Regions from separate parts of the Homo sapiens genome. Here region 2 is linked to region 1. A link is a loop called in an ENCODE intact Hi-C map of the cell type or tissue named here. Cell type or tissue: MCF 10A. All regions are shown on one strand.

Region 1 (8,000 bases):
TTAATTTTTTAAATGGACATGAGTTGGGCATGGTGGCTTGCACCTGTAGTCCCAGCTACTCAGGAGGCTGAGGCAGGAAGATCACTTGAGCCCAGGAGTTTGAGGCTGCAGTGAGCTATGATGGCACCACTGCACTCCAACCTGTGCAAAAGAGCAAGACACTGTCTCTAAATATAAAATAATAAGGTGGGAAAATATCAAATACATCACAAATACCAAAAAAGTAATGTTTTTATTAATTAACATCCTCACATGCCTATAATACTTGTTCCTCTACAATCTTTGCTGCATGCTCTTTAGTAACTTCTTCACATGACAAGGATTTTGTAAATTCTTTCCTATAGGAAAAACTCAAAAGCAATTCAGTCTTTCCTCTAGCATCATTGACCAAAATTCACCTTCTATTATTGACGGTTTAGAAAAAATTTTTTATTTTTTTTAGTTCCAGAAGTCATTCTCATGTAAACTATTAGGATAGTTGTCAAATCTTGGGGAACTTATCAAATTTCTTTTATACATATGAAGTGTAAGATGTGGAATAATTTTCCAAAAGCTAACTTCTGGCTCTATTTGAAATATTGTTATTCCCTGTATACCCACATACTCCTAATCTCAGACATCGTATCGGGATACCATCAGAACCATCCAGGCAAGAGGGAACCTGTACTTCACAGGAATACATTCTGCTCCTCTGCCCTTGGTGTCTCTCTGCACAGGGCAAGAAATCTGCAGGGCTAGGAGACATGTCTGCTCAAAACCCATGCCCCCTACTTCTTGATCTCACTCCAAGTACACAGGACCCTGGAATTTATTGGTGAAACAGAGCCTACCTAGATCTCTTCCTGGAGTCTTTCCTCCCAAGGGCAAAATGTATCCTCAAGTGTGATTATTCTTTGGCCAGCTTCAGAGCCATGGACAGAGCCCATGGAAGTGAAAGGCCCTGAAGCTTAAAATGCACTAGCCTCATGGCAAATCCACCTCTATGCAGAGGCTCTGCGATGAAGTCTTCTGCATCTTGTACCACAACCCAATCTGGAAGCTACTCCACCCACCAAAAGTACAGTCTATAAAAACTTCACCACTGCCTCAGCATGGCAACCATGCAGAGGAAGCAGTTAGAAAGAGATCAAAGAGATAAAAATGTGTGTGGCTCTGAACACTGTGAAATCTTCCTAGATAATGATTAAATGGCAGCAGATATCTTGCCTGTCTGTCCTTCTGAACCAACATGGCTCCATCTTGGCATTTCTCAGAGGAAAGCCCATGGCCATGTAGTGCCTTCAATGTTCCCATCTGGCAGAAGTTGGGCAACATTTCCAAAAATCTAATCTTTTCACATTCTCTTCTTTCTTCTTAACCTCACGTAGCACACCAGGCACCTGGACCCCTTAACAGACCAGAAGACTGGTCAGATGACCCTCTCTGGACGCAGTCAATAGAGGGCAAACTCCCACTCTCTTCATGCAGTGTGCATTGGAGTGAGGCAAGGAAGGGAGTGTGGGAGGAGTGGCCAAGGAAGGTTGCCCACCCTGGTCTAAAATGAAGACTTTTCAAGAAAAAACTGACCACTTTGGGGGCCTCTCGTGCACTGAGCATTAATTTCTCAATGCTTCTCCTCCCCAGCTCCCCTCTAACTCTTTGGCCCCTGTGCCCATGGTTGTCTCCTCATGCCACCACGGCATCTGCTCAGAGGACACCCGCCTGATGACCAAGATGAATCATGCTTAGGAAAGCTCCTGGGCAACCCTAGGCAATCCAGCAAAGCCCCCTAGACTTTCTCTAGCATGCACCCCTCCTCCCCACAACCACGGGGTCTTCAGGAGTTCTGGCCATCTCTCCTGACCCTCTGAGGTCCAATTTTCAAGCACTTTTATTCACATTCAAGGTACGAGATTAATAACACCCCCTACCTTAAGGTATATGTTTTGAAAAAGAGGACAATGTCTTAAGCAGAAGATTCAAAGTGAATGAACTTTAATTAAATGTCCAATAAAGAGAGATATAGATATGGATTTTAAGAAAAACTTCTAGGCATCTTAAAATAGGGTAGTCCATTTAATCCCCACATTTAAGCTTCCCTGTAATGGGAAGAAATAAATAAACTGAGAGCTTTGGGGTAGGAAGACAGGGTCGAGGGGTAACCTGGGAGGGGGCTGGGTGACTTGTTGCAAAAGTCAGAAGACCATGAGTCAGGGTGGGATCAGTATAACACTGTCATGAATTCTATCTTGCTGGCTTCTGTGCATGTGCTCCTGCGTGCGCGCGCGCGCGCACACACACACACACACACACACACACACACACACACACACACACGGTACAAATGCCTTTGTGGGAGGTGCTATTACCAACACCAAGTCTAAATCTAAGCCTCTCATTTTGTATTCCCTGCACTGTAAGGGGCAGCCCAAGGGGGCCGGGGTGGAGGGCGGGTGGGAGGCACATCTAGAAGAAGAAGGACAGATTTAAAAGGAAAGATTATTTATGAGGCCATGAAGACGTTCTTCCCAGACTCCTGAGTGCAGGAGTATGACTTATTTATTTTATTTTCGTTTGTAACCAAAACCTTCCCCTGACTCCCATTGGCCCCAGCTGAGAGGGGAGAGAGGGCCGGCCCGTCAGGCGTTGATCACCGGGCCAACGGGAGACAGTGTGGCGTGATGCTGACGCAGCCCACTGACAAGCCAGGGAGGCCCAGGGGAGCAGCTCTGAGCAGAGCAGCCAGAGCCAAGCAGGTAGAGAGCTGACAGCCGGGGAATTGCTAAGAGGCGCCGGGCTGGTGGGGGCAGGATGGTGAAACAGTTGGACTCGAGAGAAGGTGTGATTTGTGATGCACAAACTGTCGTTTACCCACTCCCCTTGGAGTCCTCTCCACGTCCCTCAGCTCCATCAACCTCTCTCCAGTTTAAATTTCCTCTCTCCCTTCCCCCTCCTGCATGCTCACTCCGTGGGTCCCCGCATTTCTATTCAATAATGTTTCTCTCCCTGTCTCCTTTTGGGAGAAGGAAGGGAGCAGATGAACACACATTAATAACATCAAAATGTCACATAAGTGATCAGCTGGAGGGGGCAGTCTCTCTGATGTCCTCAAGGCATCCTATTTAGGAATTGATATCTGCAGAGCCAGAAGAAAGCACAGCTGCTCTGGGGTACAGGCTAGGGAGTTAAGGGGATGGCTGTGTCAGTGTTGGGAATTCGTGCACTTACGGTGCAAAAGCACAAGGTGCATGAATTACCAAAGGCCTCAAGAACTGCCTGGTCCCACTCTCCTCCCTGGAGAGAGGCATCGCTGAGAAAACAGGAGCTTGTGTCTCCAGACTGGAGTTCTCTTTTAAGAAAATGGAAGTTGGGAGGGAAAGGGAGAGAAAAGCTTCAAGCCTATGGATAAGTCCTGAATCCTCCTCAGAATAGTGACCCCCGACATATGCACTGACGTGCCCATTTATTGAGAATCTCAGAATTCTTCGCAAAGGTGTCCCATTTAAGAAAATCCTCCATCCTTTTCAGGCAAAAGCAACAAACAGTAACAGAATAAAACTTTACTCATCAGATGGTGGTTACCAGTCTTTCCCTGCCATTTTTCTGGATGATGTTTAAAACCATGAGACTCCTGCTGGCCTTTCCCTTGTTACTGCACATAACCACATAGCCCTCTTACACTGGATGAAGCACTTTCTCCATAATGTTCACTTCTTTAATGACAGGATAGATGTTGCTGTTCTGACGACTGGAGTATTCAGACTGATGAGAACCACTGGTGATTCTCAGCAGTCCCAACATCACATGCTTCCTGTCCTGATGACCTGTGAGTCACCACTCCACCACCTCCCTATATGGGTGAGAGGTTACATCAGTCCCAGTCTATAGATGGAACAACACAGGCCCAATTGAGCAGATGTGCTTTCATGAGTCTGTCTCATACTATCTATTGCCAGGAAACAGGGTACAGTTGGAGACATATTGTTGCGTCATCTGAAGGCCTCATATTACAAGACACGACTATGAAGCTAGGCTTCACTCTATCACAGGAGTGGGAGCCTCAGACTTTAGCCCCTGGTTCCAATTCTGACACCTGCTTAGTATAGAAATACTTAGGTCCAGGAGTCAGAGGTTTGAGTTCTAGACTTAGAATTACCACTTAGCAATCACTTTCATCATGTCGCTCACCTGCTAAAAATCTTCCTATGGCTCCCTATTGCCCTTAAAATAAAATCCTAACCCCTCATCATGGAATTCAAGATTGTATCATCTGGCTTTTGCCATCTCTCTTACCCCATCTCACACCTCTCTCCCTCTCACTTGCTACTCCCCAGACACATCAGCCTATCTTTCTGTTCCTTTAAGTCACTCAGGCTGGTTCATACTTCATTGTCTTTGTACATGCTGTTCCCTCTGCCTACAATGTCCTAAAAGTGTCTGTAGTCTGCTAATCATTTCACCCTTAACAAATACTGCATTACTCAATAGGGAACACTCTCCCAGAAAAAGGTTTTTTTGGGGGGTTGGGAGGAGAATTTGAAATTTGATATATATTTTTAAAATCCAAGTAGTCATCATGGGGAAAATAAGAATCTGTCATTTGTTCATTAATTCATTCATTTAGCAGATATTTACCAGGCACCTTCTATGTTGGACTTCATTACACAACATGGTACTGTTTCTATTCGAATTACAATACACAAGCAGGGATGGGGAACTATGAGTTTTTAGAGCCTCTAGAAGTTCTAACCTAGCCCTGGCGTCAGCTCATGTGTCACCTCTTCAGAAATGCTTGTCCTGATCACATTATAAATTAGCTCTCCTTGCCTTCCCTCCACTTTCTAACACAAAACCCTGTTGTATAGAATAGAATAATATAATTTACCACTGCCCTAATTTGTTGATTGATGTATTTACTTATGTACCATCTGTCTCCACCAATTCATATTTAAGTTTCATGAAGGCATAACCTTGTCTCTCTTAGTCACCACCAGCACATAGAACAGTGCCTGGCACACAGACAGTGTTTGAAAAATGTCTGCTAAATAAATGAAGTAATGAATGAATGAATGTAGTCTTGGGCTAGTCGCTTAAACTCTCTGGGCCTTAGCTTTTTCATCTCTAAAATATGATCAATAACAACAACAACAAAAATACCTGCCTGAGTCAAAATGTTGGCAAGAGTTTGAAATAAAATATGTATAGACTCAATTTCCTAGAAAACAGAGCCTGAGGCAGGGATCAAGTGCTGGTGCTTTAAGTAGGAGGTACAATCCCTAGGCATTGGGAATGAGGGAAAAGGGAAAGAAAAAAAAACAGAAAGAATGAGAAGAAATAAAACACGGGTGGGCTCCTACATTGACTACTGCTTCGTGTGAAGCCACAAAGGGACACATTGGTCACTTGACAAGAGCATCCATTGGACCACACAGGACATCTTACATGGAGAAACTCTACCCTGAAGCAATGTATCAAGAGAGAACAGAACATTGGTCAATATTCACCCATTGGAGATTTTACCGCCCCACGCTTCCATATTGCCTTATCTTTACCCATGTCTCCCCAGTCTCCCCTGAAATCAACTCCTCTGTCCTTTAGTATGACATTTCACCCAAGCCTGGGAGTGTCTGGAAGAGACAGAGTCTCCAGATTGACCATGAGTGGTGAAACCCTGCAGCCCCACCCAAAACCCTTTGGCTTCAAAAGTGACAGCTACTTCAGAACAAGCAACTTCAGCGCAAGCAGGGGACAGGGAAGGATGAGAGACTCTCAGGCAGATGAGAGAATCCCACGAGGAAGAGAGGATGCATGCGAGATAGATTTGATACAGCATGAGAAAGTGGTTTAGAAACTATAAAGCTGCAAACAATGAAAAGTGATGTTGTTTTATTGGTCTTCTTTGAAATGCAACTGTCTTTCCATCTCATAGTCTCTGCACTTGTATAAGTTTGATGAGCTTTCAACTAGACTGCACAAATGAAGCCTTCCTTGTTTCCACTGTTACTGTTGAAACAGTACCTCTCTGAAACAAGCCACTTCATCTCCTCATAAAAAATCCTTATATCCAAAATAGGATCTCTAAATGGATTCTGTTAAAGTGGGGTTTTTTGCTTGCTGTATTTAGTTTCTATCCTTGAGAGAATGCAGCTAATATGAGCAATCCATATGGAAGATACTTTTCAAGTTACCTCCTTATCTTTTGATTCTCCCTCCATCAGTCTGCTTTTATAACATCAGCTTCCTTGGGGCCATTCTTGTATCGTCTACACAGTGATAAATTTTAACGCACCTCCAACATGTCATTAAATGTTAATAGCACAGAACCCATGTAATGGAAAGAATGAAAAGATTTCCCAGCCTGAAATGCCTCTGTCAGCAATTACATAACTTGTTGACATGTGGCCCCTTCATCAGGTTTATCTACAAATCCAAGACCCATACAATTAGGGGTCAACCTGAATTGGGGTCAACTGGAATTGGGTTCAGCCTGAACTGAGGAGCCACATGTGTTCTGGACTTTGATTGCATTCCAGAGCTCAGCTGAATAAAATGCCAGGCACATAGTAAGATACATACACAAACATAAACATATCATGTATATAATTCATTAAATATGTTACCAAATGAATGACTGTAGTCAGTTTAGAATGGAAATGCAAAAATTAAAAGCAAAAGCACAGGCTCTAGAACCAAAGTGCGTGGGTTCAAATCCCAGGTTTATCATAAACCAGCTAGTGTGACATTAGACAGTTGGCTTGACCTTTTTGTGCCTCTGTTTGTGCCTTGGTTTTTTTCTCCTGTAAAATGGGGATAACAGTCATACCTACCTCACAGGTTTGTTGTGATAATTAAATGACGTCGGTATTATAAGTCTTTTAGCCTAGTAAGAGTGCCTAGCGCACAGTGAACAAGGGATGCAGGTTAGCCTGGATGATAATTTCAACAGTGCTGCTAGCCACCCACCTGCCCACCCAAATCAGGAGAAGGGTGTCTCTTCAATCATGCCATCTGTCTTCACTAGTTCAACCAGACCCAGGCTTACATATGTTTAAAATCCAGTGTAAAACCTGCCTTTTAAAATTTGTGTAGCCAAAAAGAATCTCACACTAGGCATGGCATTTTCTGTCCCTTGGTGATAGACTGTGTTTTTAAACATGGTGGTATCAATTGATTTAAGTATTTTATTGAATAATTTTACTGTTCCTGTGCCCAGAGGCTTTTTAAAGCAGGGACCAATTTTTTAAATCAAATAGATAAATGTGTAGTCGTTGCACTTGAAATAAAAGCAGCACAAGCAGTAGGGCTAGAATTTCCACTTGAGCTGTATAACTATTTGCCTAATAGCCTGGAGGGTTTCCTAAAATTTAGGGAAGAAGCAGTGGGGGCTGGTGGCTGAACTTCACCGACACCATCTTAAGCCTTTTACACACCGTCACCCAGGCCTGAAACCTGTGTTCTCAAAGTACCTACCAGGATCTGGGCCACATGGGAATCATCTTATCCTCCTGGGGAGAGGTAATCTGACCTTAACTATTTCTTAAGTCCCTTTAACATTCAGCTGTGTCTCTCCCCTCAATGGTAGAATAATGAATAATGAGTCATCATTTTAGACTATTCCTGCAAACTGTTGCCTGTAACTATTTTGCACACTGCAAATCACCTTAATTTTAGTACAAAATAGCTCTCTACTATCCAAAATACTAACTTTTTTTATGGAAATACTGAAATTAAACAAATTAAAAATCAGCATCATTAATAGTAGAGCATTCTAACATTATATACCTCCTAATGTGATGCAATATGAGTGTACAGCATCACTTTTGAAGGATGTTCAACCCAAATTGGACCAAGCCTAAGGGATAAAGAAAAATGCTATGACCCAATAAAACAAGAAACATCTAGAATGTGGGATGTTCTACAAAATAGCTGGCCTAGTCTCTCAAAAAACACAATGTTGTGAGAAAAAAAAAAAGAGAGAGAGGGTGGGGTCTATTCTAGATTAAAAGTGACTAGAAACACTG
Region 2 (8,000 bases), 73 kb before region 1:
TGCAGACAAGAAAATTACTTCTGTTTTCAAAGCTCCTAAGCAAAGGCCCCACCTCCCAATGCCACACACTGTTCTATTTTCTGAGGCTGTGATCAAAAGCACATACCGGCACTAAGTACCTGAGATGAAAGTGGGAAGAAAGACAATAAATTCAAAACCAAAATCAAATGGAGTCATTTACAATGGGACCACCCAAACTTCACATTGGAAAGGAAATAGAAGAATTTGTTTTAAAGCAGAAACATCTTCTAGAATGATTTCTCTAACCCACTTACTTTACAGATAGAAAGACTAAGGTTAAAAGTGGTTACGTGATGAGACCATACCTCAGTCAGCTCGGTCTGCTAGAACAAATTACTGTAGAGTGGGTGGCTTACACAATGTTTGTTTCTCATGATTCTGCAGGTTGGGAGGTTCAAGAGCAAGGATCCATTGGCAGATATGAAGTGCAGTGAGGACTCTCTTTCTGGTTTGCAGACAGCTGTCTTCTCTCTGTATCCTCACAAAGTAGAGAACAGAAAAAGGAAAAAGCAAGCTCTCTCCTGATCCTTCATATGAGGGCACTAATCCCATTCATGAGTCCCCAACCTTGCGACCTAATGACCTCCCAAAGGCTCCACCTCCCAATGCCATCACATTGGGGGTTAGGATTTCAACATACCAATTTTGCAGGGAGCACAACACAAAGTCCATAACAGACCAACTTTATGTGCTAATTATTACTTCAGGGCTTGAGGATGTTGAGTCATGTCATAGTTTCCATTTCGAATTTCATCTCCAATTGGTTAAATAATTTCATCTCATTCCTGAGACTATTTGTGTCTCGGCTTCTCCCCATTTGAAAACACTCTTTAAACTCCTAAAACTTGACATTCAATTTGACAAATACGTATTAAGCACCTCATCATGTGTACCCAGCTCTATTCTAGGTGCTAGAGATCCAATGGAGAGGAGTCTGTGGAGAATAAGATGAGAAAGGAGCTTATGCTCTGAAGGGAAGATGTTTAGAAGCATTAGTTGACCAAGAATATCAAATGTATTAATATCATTTTGTTGCAGTTAATTTCTTCATGTAACTTAGATCATCTCATTCCTTTACATGGGTGTTCTTTCATAAAAAGAACTTGGGCTTTCTCAGAAACTAGATCCAAAGACATGACTTGTAATATGTGTCAGTACTATTGTTATCACAGGATTAAAAATAACAATGCTAAGGCAGGTTGCAGACATTGTTTACATCCACCCCATGACCTCTAGCACCAGTCTACATAAGAATACAGCAACTTCTGGAATGGATTACGGAGGGGCACTGGAAGAGTATTAGAAGTAGACTAGTAAAAAGGAAAAGAAAAAAAAAAAAGAAGAGAAAGAATGGAGAAAAACAACCAGGAGGGAGAAAAAATAACACTAATAAAAAGAAGGTGGAGCTAGAGAATGAAATAGAGAGAGGCAGAGAAAGCATACTGGGACTAGGTAGAGGCCAGGGAGGGACAACCTACGCACATCATTTAGGGAGGTGCTCATTCTTGAAGGGCCTAGATGTCTTGCTTTCCCCACCCTTGTCCCAGCCCTGGTACCAAGGGCCCCTTAGTGACCACATCAGTGCCACTGTTACCCAACACTGGCCAGTAACACATGTAATACCATCTGGGCATAGAGGAAGAAAAACTGCTGAATTAAGTTCTCTCTTTTATGCCACTCCTTCCCAAAGCTGCTCTTTCCTTCCAGGCCACACCAAGGTCTCTTCCTCTCTATTCAGGCTTGGTGAGCTGTTGAGCATTTAGGGATTGTTGCTTACTGCATGTAACTTTTGTGTCTCCAACTGGTGTGTGAGCAATCTGAAGACAGGCACCATGTCTAACTGTCCAGAAGGCCAAGGAAAGGATGGGTACACAGTAGCTTCTCATTAAATGACTGAATGAATAATTGATCAATTGGTTAGTTGTGATGATATTGCTCATCTGCAGAGCTGGAAACAGAGATAATGAACTTCAGTTCATTATTTGACCTTGGGCCATCCACTCATGCCTGCATCCCCTGAAATACAAGAGATCCCCTATCCTGTTCCCCTAAGCATCCACATCATCATACACAACAGGTATTATAAGAAGAGCTGATTGAGGGTGATACTACATTTGTATTAGAAGCCCTAGTGAACAACAGCAGAAAAAGCAGAATATAAAGCAATCCTCTCACTAAAAAATATTTAGTTTACTACTATCTTTACTTGAATAAGAGAATACCCAGATTGCCATACACTTTCATTTATAGGGGGAAAAAATCTACTGTGTATGCAGCTGGAATTCAAAAGAATGAAATTTCCATAGGAAATCCCCCATTTCCAATCCAGTTAGACTACTGTTAGTTGAGATTTTAATCCCAACATTACAAAGGAATGAAAGTCTTTGGGTCTTTTTACATTTTGTAAATAATCCTTTAAACACAAGGAGGAGCTTTAACCACTGTATAACACCTGTCTGGGGCATGTAATCTGCCCTGGTCCTTCAAACCAGCCTGGTCCATCCGCCTGGCAGACACAATCTGGCCTATACAGGTGAGTAGTGAACAATTGCAGGTGGTCAGGACAGCCACCCTCAAGGTGGCTCAAGATAAGGAATCTGACCTTATCTTGGCACCACTTCTAAACTACTAGATCTGCAACCCTCTTTTGGCCAACTTCTTTAGAGTCCTGTTTGGGCAAGGCCTACCTGGTGTTGGTCCTTAGTGTGCTCCTTCTCTGGACTCCCATGGGCAGCACAGCTCTTGCCCCATGCGACATGCCACATGGCTGGTATTCTGACTCAGCCAACCCCGGTGGCCCTGTGAACACAGTGACAGACACTGGGAAGCCATTCACAAACCAGAATGAAGCACTTGCTAAAGTCTCAGTTGGACTGAAACAAGGTCTGCACGTGGCTGGCAGGTGAAGCGAGGCAGAACCCCCATCCCTGCTGTTATTTACTTCAATGTTTGTACCTGGGGTCTGAGGGGCCTTCAAGGAAATACATGTTTTCTGTCTACTGATGGGGTTCAAATATGCACCCAGACAAGATGTCTCTGACAGACCAGGAAGGAAGGGAGAAGGGGAGGCAACTCAAGGCAGTTTGCAGGGAGGAAAGGTAGGCACCTGAAAAAGACCAGACCCAGACCGTGAGGAAAAGACCCTGGAGTGTGGACCAGACTCAGTAACAGACCCTGAAAAGCTGAGGGAAGTCGAGGTTCTGACTCAAGCTGGTGGCAGATATTCGAGCACTCCCCACTCAAGACACCTGACGTGGGTGCACCAGTGAGAGAAAGGATAGAGCGTGTGAGATGAAAGGGCTGGTCTTATTAAGCCCTACAATACTCTGGGGTCCAAGCAATCCTGCTGTGGGACCCTGCTAAGTGAACATAATGCCGAGGAAGAACAGCTCTCCTCTTTTTGCCAAAGCCTGCCAAGGTGTCAAGGCTTGAGAAAGAGTGGTGGGTGCCACAACAGAGATCAGGTTCAGCCATCAAGGCCAGCAACAGTGCAGCAGCTCAGCCCAGAAGACTGGGCTGACATGCAGGCCTATGTTAGACGTCTCTTGGGAACTCTTAGGCATATCTTTTGGTGAAAGGGTGCAGGGGATGGAGGGGAAAGTTGGCAAACTTTTACAGAATTGGTGGGGATGTGAGTACCAAATACAATGGGACCTTGCTCACCTGCTGGTAAAGCTTGAGGATCATTTAGTTACACCGGAGTTCTGAATATTCTAGTCCCTTTTAAAGGATGTCATGAGATGTCTGATCTACCAGGACCAGCCCTGCTATTCTGCTCTGTCCTAGTAATCAGAGGTCTCTAACCTCTGAACCACCAAGAACTTGAGCTTCCATGATTACAGAGAAGGGCTCTTTCTCCCATGTAGAGAACTAGGAAGTAGCTGGTGACCACTATGTCCACATGGGCTCCCTCACCCGATCATCAAGGTCCCCTGTGCTATCCATAGCCTTCCCTCACCCTGGCAAAGGTGATGCAAAGCCTTTACTCTACACACCCATCCAACCTGAGCCTTATCATCTAACATACTCACATGGGGTCTTATTGTACTCTATGCACCCCCAGTTCAAGAGGATGACAAGCGAACCTTACTGTAAATATCTTTTCATGTTTCTAATCCTCCCACACATGCCTCCGGTTTCCTCCCTGGCCCTCCAAGCTTACAGTCTGTTTCCTTCTGTGGTGAAGTTGGGCAAGTTCCGATGCTTGGGGTGGAGAGCCATGAATCATGAGTGAGAGGCTCTGGGAACACCAAGTCCACACTACTCTACTTACAAGTCCTAAACTGCCTAGTGGGATCCAACGCTGACCCCAGTGGAGTTCTTTACCCATGACTGGTGTCCTCAGGAATGTGTCTGTGGGAAGAAAAGTCTCAAATGCTGGGGAATGGAGCCATCGATAATTTCTTTCCTATGTTGGAGTGCAAGAGAGCCCCTAAGGCTGGAGCACTCCCCAAGTAAGCAGGCAGAGACAGAGACCTGAGTCCTACTGCTGAGTCATTTAAATCTGCTTTAGATCGGGTTTTCCCAGGGCATGGAAAGGACAGGGCTCCCAGTGGAGATATCATGTAGCTATAGGGCCTAGAAGTATTTTTTCAGTAGATGAAATTTAGAAATAATTTGAATATTTTATGCTGGGGAGGTAGCTTGTGGAGTGAAATGGTCGGGTAAAGGAAACACTGAGTTCAAGTGCTTCTTTATAAAGGACACTTAACTGATCTAAATATTTGTCAAGCTGAATCGCTACATCCACTCTCACCTGCCTGAAATCAATATGCTCAAGTCAAACGCATTTGCCTGCATCTGAATGTGGAGAATGAACTTCTTAAAGCTGAACTGGCAGCTGGAAGGGGAGAGAGAAGAGCTGGACAGGGAGCCAGGACACCGGAGTTCTTTTCCACTGTGGTGGGATCTGGAAGAAGCTGTTGAATCTCTGTAGAGTTAGCTTTTAAATGCTGTGAGTCTTTGGAAAGCTGTGCGAATAACTGCTAAACACCCAGGACAGCTTATGCATTTTTTGAAAAAGGTAAGTACTTATCTGTTGGAACAAAAGCTCCTCTTTTTGTTTTAGCCTTGAATTCTCAGGCAGTGAATGCACTACCGTGTGCAGAAGGCAAGGACATGGCTGAGCATGTTGTTTTCTTCACCTTATATGGAGCTTCCTTAACAGGTCTGTGCCAAGGTCTTTTCATTCTGAATCACTTGAGCTCTATTCAAAGAGGAGACAGATAAAAAATTAACTGAGTACAGTGGCACACACCCGTAGTCCCAGCTACTCGGGAGGCTGAGGTGGAAGGATCACTTGAGCCCGGGGGAGATTGAGTTTGCAGTGAGCTGTGATAGTGCCACTGCACTCCAGCCTGGACAATAGAGTGAGACCCCAATTCTAAGAGAGAGACAGAGAGGTTGGGAGGAGGGAGAGAGGAAGGGAGAGAACTTTGGGACTTTGATTTATCCTTGTTTTCTACCAGATACTTGCAAAATGGGAGCCATCTGGTGCTAAAAGAAGGCCTGGTGTTTGCTGCCTTCTCTGGGGGGTGTTCAACAGGGGTATTAGCACCTGTGTTAGGCCCCACCATGCACACACACATACATATGTTCAGTTATGTGCTGGCTCCTTGTGACTGAGTGAGTATCAGGAAGGACTGGGGATTCTGTGGCTTTCATTGGCCACAAATGAGTCCACACAGTTCTCCAGCAGTGGTGCATGCAGGGACCAGGTCCCCCGATTCCCCAGTCACCACAGCTGTGCAACCAAGAACACACTGTATCTTGTGGCCAGCCCTTTTCCTGTGGAGGAAAAGGTACTTCTGAGCCTGTACATGCCCTTTATGCCTTGGTCTGGGAGGGAGAATGTGGCAATGAAAAGTCACCACTTTTATTGCCATCCTTAATATGGTTGATTAATTGCAAAAATACCCTCAGCCCTTTGCCCCTGCCTGAGGCCACACCTTTGCAATGTGACTTTGCATTTGCACCCATCAATAAGTGGAGTCTATTTCTCCATCCCTTACATCTAAGCCTGCCTCGGAACTCACTTTGACCAACAGAATGTGGTATAAGCGATGATGTGCCAGTTCTGAGCCTCAGCCTCAACAGGTTTTGGGCACTTCTTCCCTCTCTCTCTCAGACCCCATGATTACCCTGCAAACAAGCTCACACTACTGGATGACAGAGACATACGGCCCAGTCATCCTGTCACCATCACTGTTTGTCAAACAGCTGCCTGACATATGAGTAAAGTCTTCCTAGACCAAGCAGCCCTCAGCCATCCTGCCAGCTGACCACAGATGCACGAGCAAGTCAAGCCAAAATCACTCAAACCTGGCACAAGTCAACAGGCTGGTGAGCAATAATAAATGCCTGTTGTTTTCAGTTACTGAGTTTTGGGGTGACTTGCTACACAGCAATACCTGACTGATACACTTACTCATGACAGGTTGGTGTAATACTAGCCGTTGGGCATTCAGATACTTTATTTCACAGATTGACTGGATTCCTGCCATATATATAACCAGGATTGTTCCAGGCTCTGTGGATACAATATCTCTGCCCTCCTAGAGTTTACATTCTAAAGGATGAAGACAAACCACAAATAAATAAATGAGCATGTAAATAACAACAATATCAGCATTAGTAAGCAACATACAGACCATTTAAAAGATTATATGATAAAGAATAACCGTGCATTACTGGTCTGGTGTCCAGGGAAGCCACACTGAAGAAACATTTAGACAGATCTGAATGTCAGTGTAGAGTGGGCCATGTAAAAATTGGAGAAGAGCACTCCAAGCAGAGGGAATTGCAAATGCCCAGGCCTCAAGGTTGGACTATGGTGTCTGAAAAAACAGAAAGAAGACTGTGCCTAAAGCACAGTGAGAAAGGGTATGTGGGGAGGGAATGGAGAGAACAGGTAGGGCGTTTAAGCCAACGTAAAGAATTTGGACTTTATGCTAAATGCACTGAGCAAGCTATTATCACTTTTAAAATAGGAGAGTAACATATCTGATTAATGTTTAAATGGATTCCTCTGGCTGATGGGCACAGAGTGGTTATTAAGGGGAAGACATGGAGGAACTGAATCAGTTAGGATAATGCAGACTGAGCCAGGTTTACAGCAATGGAGATTAAGAGATCAAATGTGTTTTGGAGGAAGAAGTGACAGGACTTGGGATGAATTGGATGTGGGAGTCAAAGGAGAGAGAGGAATCAGGATAACCCCTAGATCTTGGTCCAGTAACCGAATGAACTGAAATGCAAGAAACTCATAGAGGAGCAGGTTTAGGGGCTGGACATTCAAGTCTGTGGTGCCTGTTAGGACAAGGGGCAGGCCTGGTGTTTTGGGAAGGGGTCAGCACTGGAGGAACAGGTTGGATGTCACTGGCATAAATCTTAGACTGGATGAGGTCACTGGAGGACAGCAATTAGGAGTGACAAGAGCCCAGGACAAAGACCTGGACATTCCAACATTTATGGGTCGGGCAGTTGAGAATGAGCCAGCAAAGGAGATGAAGAAGAAACTGCCAGTAACGTGAGAGACAGATGTGGAGGTCTCCAAGACCAAGAGAGGAGAATGGGCAAGAAGACGGCCGTGGTCCATTGTGCTAAATGCTCCTGGCACATATAGGGGACAAGGACTTTGTTGCATTGAATCTGGCAAACATTCAAATGCATTGTGCCTTCCTTAGGGCAATAATGAATCACAGAACCTAAAGTGGATTGTAAAGTTATTATCTGGACTCTCTGTCCTACAGGCCTCTACTCTAGATAGCTGGGATTAGTTAATACCAACCCCTGCCCCTACTTAATCCTTGTTCCCATTGGTTCAGTTATTCCCCAAACTCCATGACTCTCTCTGCAGGCCCAGAAATATAATGACCCATCAGGTTCATCAATATCTAAATTCTCTGGAAACCATAAGCTCCCTGAGGGCAAAGATGGTGTCTGTCTTGTTCATGCTGTATCCCATCACCTAGGATATT

The links. Hi-C counts contacts between places; a loop is a spot of excess contacts. Peaks named below come from ENCODE experiments on the same cell type or tissue, not always from the same donor. Only the 100,000 strongest peaks of a DNase experiment are listed, where the experiment ranks them.
Region 2: a loop joins it to region 1, with 3 times the contacts of the local background. A loop is called at or near these places in 2 of 110 quality-filtered maps.

Annotation. Positions count from the first base shown.
Region 1 is chr2:207,307,796-207,315,795 of GRCh38, forward strand. No RefSeq gene overlaps it. Among named protein-coding and RNA genes, the nearest start is that of MIR1302-4, 42 kb to the left of the region's middle. RefSeq lists an enhancer at 2,561-3,310. In MCF 10A, a CTCF peak has its summit at 3,585; a DNase peak (open chromatin) is centred at 3,856.
Region 2 is chr2:207,235,112-207,243,111 of GRCh38, forward strand. MYOSLID-AS1 (MYOSLID antisense RNA 1) reads right to left here. Exons shown (of 4, transcript NR_110283.1): 2 at 5,166-5,227; 3 at 2,709-2,820. It overlaps MYOSLID (myocardin-induced smooth muscle lncRNA, inducer of differentiation), which reads left to right and starts at 4,700. Exons shown (of 3, transcript NR_146555.1): 1 at 4,700-4,975; 2 at 5,090-5,188. In MCF 10A, no CTCF peak of the experiment used is centred here; DNase peaks (open chromatin) are centred at 4,340 and 5,160.